2 separate regions of the Homo sapiens genome follow, and region 2 is linked to region 1. A link is a contact called in ENCODE Hi-C data. All regions are on one chromosome and are shown on one strand. The core of a region is the stretch at or near the end of the contact, and the rest is flanking DNA. Distances in the headings are between cores, read along the strand shown.

Region 1 (3,205 bases), core at 331-2,830:
CTGGCGTGTAAGTACTAAGGAAGCAGAAATTAAGTCGAGAAGGTAGGTTTGCATCTGTATTGTTGACTGGCTGGATATTAACCATTTTCAATTTTACCTGAAAGTTCTGGTCTTTTTGCTGCAGCTTTAAGCATCCAACCCGGTATTACCAAGATGACTTAGAGTTCTTGACTCAAGCATACAGAAGAAACTACAAGATAATGTATGATAACTTTGTAAAGGGCCATATAAAAGCAATACAGTATTTTCAAAAATCTTCAACACGTTGTTTAAGAAACTGTAGACCTGCAGGAATCCCACCACCAGAACCGCAGTCAAAGCTTACAAAGACTCAAAGGAGAGACGCGGAAAGGGGGGAAAAATCAGAATGGGAAGGCAGGTGGCAGGGGAAAAAGATTGAGGTCCTGCCCTGGTGGTAGGGGCTCATCTTTTCCTTTTATAGGTGAAGGTGGAAAATGATTTTCTGAAGTTCCCGAATTCTCCTCCCTCCAAAGGCCAAGGAGTGAAAGTACTTAATAGGAACTTGCGGAGGCGTGGTCAAGAGCTCCGTTTTGCCGGAGTTAGGAGCTCCGCCCCGAGGTCCCCGCCCATTCCCCGCTGGGGTCCTCCCGGCCGGGCTGCCTCTGGCTGGGTTAGGGCGGCCTGTAGAGCGGCCTCACCCCACAGGGAGCCTCACGGGGGCGGGCCGCCGCCAGGCCAGCCCGGAAAAAAACCGCCTTCCAACGGAAGCGGCCCTGAGCCCCGCTCGCCATTTCAGCGCTCTGTCCCACAGGGACCGTCCGGCCCGGGTCCGGCCCACTGGTTGGGGTCCACGGACTCACCTCACTTTGCAACTAAGGTCAAAAATAAGCATTCCCTGGGGCACGGGCGGCCAGGCTATTAACACCCTTCCGCCATGACCCAATTCGGAAGTGCCAAATGCAACTTCCGGGCAGGAGAGGGAATTTCGGAGCCCTAAACTGTTGTCCATCTCCGTAAGTGACCAGACGTCTCAGTAAAATAAGGGCCAGGAAACTGGACGTGTAATCCGGAGTATGAATTAACTTGTCTAACATGGGATGTGTGGTCACCCACGGTACCTCTTTGGGCTTACTTACAGATGCATCCCTTCCCAGACGGCTCAGCTGTTGCCCCGGGTAACGGTGAGACTGGCGAAGGAAAAAAATCTACGTCACCCTGGAAACAGGAAGCCAGGAATCTCCTTTTGCCATTATCAGTTATGGCCGCCTTAGCTTCAACAGTAACTTCCGATCGGGGAGTTGTCACTCTACCCTGCTGGAGGCTTACTCTGTAGCCCGGCTAGCCAGAGGCGCCCAGTGGGCGGGAGACGGCGTAGAGGAACTGAGGAAAGGACAAGGGCGGAGAGAGAGAAGCTGGCGGCACTGCCCGTCTCTGATTGGGCAGCTTCTCTTGCCCCGGTTCCGCCCATTTTTCTTGCCTAGCGAGTGACGGGCCCACGGCAGAGGGGTGGGGCGGGGAGGCTGGAGCGAGAGTAGTGGCGGGGCGGGCGGGGCGGGGCGAGTGGGGGAGGGGCGGGCGGGGGGCGGCGGTTGGGCAGCGTCGCTTCTTAGGAGGAGGAGGAAGAGGAGGAAGGAGGGCGAGCGAGGAGGATGGCGGAGTCGGGGCTCCTGACGGTAACTCGGGGCCGATGAGGCGGAGGGTGTCTGTTGGTCGGTTCTTCCTGCCTGCCTTCCTGTCCGTCGGGCAGTCGGGCTGGCTGTCGGTAGGGGGAGGCCCCGTGCGCCCTGACAGGCGCGAGCCGGCAGCGCCGGGGCGAGGCCCGAGGGGCCGGGGCCCTGGGAGGCGCCGCCGCCGCCGCTTTCCTGGTTGCTGTCTCCGGGAGTGCGGGGCCCTTGGAGCCGGCTCGCGTGGGAGCCTGCAGCCCGGCGCGGAGAGGAAGGCGGTCGGGTGTGACAGCGGCCGGGGCCGGGCCTGCGGCGGCGGCGGCGGGCGGCCCGGACAGCGCCTGGGCGACGGCGAGCCGGCGCGAGGGCGCGGGCCGGGGGCCCCCGGCGGACAGTCTCTCTCCTCTCGGCTCCCTGGGCCCCCGGGCCCAGTCCGCAGGGCGCCCCGAGTCGTGTAAATCGTTGGCGAGGGCCCGGGCGCAGCGGCGGTCATACAGGGTGGGGTCTCTTCTCGCCCCCTCCCTGGAGTCCACCTTGCTCTCCCGTTCTCCTCTCCCTAAAAACCCTTGAGTGAAGAGTGCTGGATCGGCTCTGGGTGTGTTGCCTAGCGAAGCGAGTTGTAGCCCTTCGAGACCGCCTCGTAGAACATGCCCGATGGCAACCTCTCCCCGTGATAGCACAGCTTTTAGGGAGAGAGGAAAAGTAGTCTCACTCTTCCCCGACTTCCCCAGGCTCATAACACAAGAGGCTTTGGGGCAAGACGATTTTTCCCCCAGCACCTCAATATCCATTGTTTTTGTACCATCCCCCTCCCCCCATGCCTAGGTGGAAGAGTAATGACTCCAAAGCATTAACTTGCCTTTCTCTTTATTTCTTTTCTTTCTTTTTCTTTTCTTCCTTCCTTTCTTTAAGCAGGCAGTTTGTGTTATTGTGGAATTATGGATTTACAAACAGGTGGAATAAATACCGATTCGGGAGCTAGAAAGAAGATGCTTTGTGTGTGTGTTTAAGCCCTTACAGTTGGCAGTTTGATTTTTCTTGTCTGTTGCTTTGTATCGTAATGGGGGTGATGAGAATAAAAGAGGAAGCACTGTTTTGCAACCTACCCAAAGAAATATTTTCGAAGTCTCTGGGGATGCTGAAGCAAAATTAGGTTGCAGATGTGGACTGTATAGTATTTGCCTCCAGCGTGATAACTACCAGCAGTGTCTAGGCTTACACCTGTGCCATTTCGTATACTTTTCTTAGATACCGAGTGCGTCTAGTTTCTACTCAAGAGGGACTACTATATCAAAAGCTTTTTGTTACGGTTTTCAGAATCCTAAGGTACATTTGTGTAACCAAGTGTTTTTGTAACTAAATGCAGCAACACCACTGAAAAATAGTTTTAATTTTAAAGACCTCAATTTATTAGTGTACTTACTAATCTTTACCCTCATCCTCCATGCTGTGGACTGTAGAACTGTTACTGTGTACTTGAAGAGACTTAGCTATTGCATCCAATTTGTAACATTCAGTAAGGTTATATTTATAATTTGAATTTATCAAGTGTTGATGTTTTGCTGTGTGACAGTGAAAAG
Region 2 (3,319 bases), core at 163-2,662, 2.8 Mb after region 1:
ATACTGTGTCTCTGATATGAATAAAACTACAATTTCTTCTCAGATATTTTACACCTCAGTGTGATTGAGTTTAGTTGCTTCCCTGAGCCAGGGTGAAGAAAGACGTGTGTGTGTGTGTGTGTGTGTGTGTGTGTGTGTGTGTGTTGTGGGGTCAGGGTGAACTAGGTGCGTGTGTGTGTATGAATCCGTGTGTGTGGTGGGTTTCATGAACTAGAATCTGTGTGTTTGTGTGTGGGTGTGTTGGGTCGGGGTGAACTTGAATCCGTGTGTGTGTGTGTTGTGGGGTCAGGGTAAACTGGAATGCGTGTGTGTGTGTGTTGTGGGGTCAGGGTGAACTGGAATGCCTGTGTATGTCTTTTGTGGGGTCAGGGTGAACTGGAATGCCTGTGTATGTCTTTTGTGGGGTCAGGGTGAACGGGAATCCGTGTGTGTGTGTGTTTGGTCAGGGTGAACTGGATAACTGGAATCCGTGTGTGTGTGTGTGTGTTTTGTGGGGTCAGGGTGAACTGGAATCCGTGTGTCCGTGTGTGTGTGTGTGTGTGTGTGTGTGTGTGCGTATGCTGTGGGGTTGGGGTGAACTAGAATCCGTGGAAGTGCTCAGTCTCTCCCGTGTTTGACTGACTCCCGGCCGCATACCCAGTCCCTGACACACGGGGGCGCACAACAAATATTTCCCGAAAGATCCAGGAGCAGCATCTCCACCAGCAAGCTGGGCTGCTGGGTGGGTACTTCCTTCAAAGCTGAGGGAGCGTCCTACGCCCACGCGCGCAGGAGGGCGCCCCCCGCAAAGCAACGTCTAGGAGACCACAGTGGATGCCACAGCGGGCCCGAAGCGGATCAGCCTTGTGGGGTACGCATGCTAATGTAGGCGTGGAGTCCCCCAGGGGGACGCCAGCAGTTCCAGCTGGGATCCAGGTTTCGCTAGGGGAGAGCCTCTGGCTATGGGAAAGGGGTCTCCGAGTTGATGTGAAGGCCCAGGTCGAGGTGTACACTGGGGGCGGGGAAGTGGAGGTGACCACACGAGCGCCCCATCACTGAGCGCCGCCGCGAAATCTGCGCTCTTTGGGTCACTTGGAGCGCGGCCAGTTTGGCAGATTTGTTTTTTTCCCGGAACAACCCGCGGCGGCTCGGCTGTCCCGGGAAACTGCAAACTTTGCTGTGCGCGTTCTCCCGCGCGCGGGCTCAACTTTGTAGAGCGAGGGGCCAACTTGGCAGAGCGCGCGGCCAGCTTTGCAGAGAGCGCCCTCCAGGGACTATGCGTGCGGGGACACGGGTCGCTTTGGGCTCTTCCACCCCTGCGGAGCGCACTACCCCGAGCCAGGGGCGGTGCAAGCCCCGCCCGGCCCTACCCAGGGCGGCTCCTCCCTCCGCAGCGCCGAGACTTTTAGTTTCGCTTTCGCTAAAGGGGCCCCAGACCCTTGCTGCGGAGCGACGGAGAGAGACTGTGCCAGTCCCAGCCGCCCTACCGCCGTGGGAACGGTAACTGCAGCCCCCACCTCGGCCGGCGCCTCTCCAGCCCGCCGGCCGTGCGCGCCTTGCCTCCCTCCTTCCTGCCGGCTTCCTAGTTCCCCCCTGCGCCCCCAGCGTGGTCTAGGGGAGCCTGGTTGAGTGGGACTGAGTGGCCCCGACGGCCTGCGCTGAAACTTTGGGAAGAGGGCCCGTTCCGCTCTCTCCATCGCTTGCCTTGCTCAGCTTGTCCTCCCTTCCCTCCTAGCCGGGGGGCTAGGGGACACCTCGTACTATTCGAGATTTAGGAGAGGAGGGCTCGTGATCTGGCACAGCGGCTAACAGCGAGGGCTCCTTTGCCTGCGTTCCGGTCCCCACCCCTTGCCTGCCGGCGGTGGGACCTCAACCCTCTCTCTGTTAAATGGGAACCACGGTGATCCCCGCAGACTGTTGGCGGGGATGGACAGAGTTGATTATGGTACGCGTTTCGCGGCAGTGGCTCTGTCAAGTCTGAGTACACTGGAGCTGAGCGTCCTTGCTGCAGGGCTCTTAGAGGGACCTTGAGGAGGTGGAAACCAGGCAGGAGACATTTAGACGTGTGGAGTGTTAGGCTCCAGGTGACAGCTTTGCGGTTTATGGAGCAGTAAAATTACTTGTGGGTGATTGTGGGTGTATCATTTCCAGATCTTTATTCTTGAACTTCTGGGCTCCTGGGCTAGTTGACGTGGCCCTCCCTGTTGTCTCAACTTACAGGCTATTTCCTCCTTTTGGGTCTCGCCGGCCTGACCTTCACCCTTGGTACCGCCATTGCCTAGATTCACAGTCCACCTTCTGCCACCTGTAAACTGTGTGGCTTTGGACAGGTTACTTAACGTCTCTGAAGAAGCTAAAGTTTCTGCAATAGCAAAGTAAAGGCCCTGGTCTAGCAGTGCCATGAGCCTTGGGTGACGCAGCGGAGCGCTTGAGTGCCCAGCAGAGCCTCCCTTTCCCCCTCCCAGCTGCTAGAGGCAAGAGGGGGAGGTTTTCAGGTCTTCTCTGTGTGCCCTTTAGGAAGATTTTTATTTGGGCAAGAAGTGAGTCACAAATTGTATGATGTCACTTTTCAGGGGAAGCAGCTGCAGTCCATTTCCCCCTTCATGAAAGTAAAAAGTTCAGACAATAGCTGGGCAGTGACTTCTTACCCAGCTGTGTACCAGTTGCCCCAACATGTGGGCTCCTGTTCAACATGTTTAGAAATAATCACTACAGGAACTTTTTTTCAGTCTCTACAAAATCTTTTTAAAATATGGATGTGGTTTTTAAATATCGGCAAAGGTTGACAGTTGCATATTATCTTAGTCTCGTGGGCAGTGGTGATAATGGGAATATTTCTTGACTATTTAGATTGTGCCACCTAGCATTTTACATGCATTGTTTCATTCATCCTCCCAACCACCTGTGACATAGGTACTGTTGTTTTCCCATTTTACAGATGAGGAAACTGAGGCTTAGAGAGGTCGAGCACTTTTTCTGAGGTCCCATGGCTAATATGTGGAAGAACTGATTCAGCCCCAGATCTCAGGGTTCTCAACCACCCTCTTGGGTCTCCTTGGTTCTGCTGTTTGGACAGCAGTTTATTGAAGGGGCTGAAGGATTTGAAAATACATTTAAGTTAGATTTATAAAGAAAAATGGATTTGGTGCCTGCCATGTACCTGACATTTTTCTATGATTAAAAAAATGATTAAGATGAGGTCTCAGTCTGCAAACAGTGACAATCTTGGTGGCTAATAGTAAGAATAAGAGTTACAGTGACTAACCAAGACTTACTATGTGCCTATCATTGTTAGTGCTTTGAGTGTCTCATGTATTAATTTATTTAAAGAGAAGTTAGA

Evidence for each region. A loop is a pair of places that touch in the nucleus more often than their neighbours do. Pooled maps may share reads with other maps.
Region 2: a loop to region 1 is called in a pooled map, with 17 times the contacts of the local background. The contact joins the promoter of CASP7 here to the promoter of SHOC2 in region 1. A Hi-C loop is called at or near these places in 2 of 37 single-sample maps with no recorded cell type and 9 of 50 pooled maps.

The regions. Positions count from the first base shown.
Region 1 is chr10:110,918,024-110,921,228 of GRCh38, forward strand. It overlaps SHOC2 (SHOC2 leucine rich repeat scaffold protein), which reads left to right and starts at 1,581. Exons shown (of 9, transcript NM_007373.4): 1 at 1,581-1,634. BBIP1 (BBSome interacting protein 1) reads right to left here and starts at 1,157. Exons shown (of 4, transcript NM_001195305.3): 1 at 1,098-1,157; 2 at 98-190. The coding sequence starts at 134. RefSeq lists silencers at 491-650, 1,501-1,940, 1,951-2,040 and enhancers at 782-1,321, 1,011-1,210, 1,231-1,280.
Region 2 is chr10:113,678,500-113,681,818 of GRCh38, forward strand. It overlaps CASP7 (caspase 7), which reads left to right and starts at 1,413. Exons shown (of 7, transcript NM_001227.5): 1 at 1,413-1,479. RefSeq lists an enhancer at 1,999-2,288.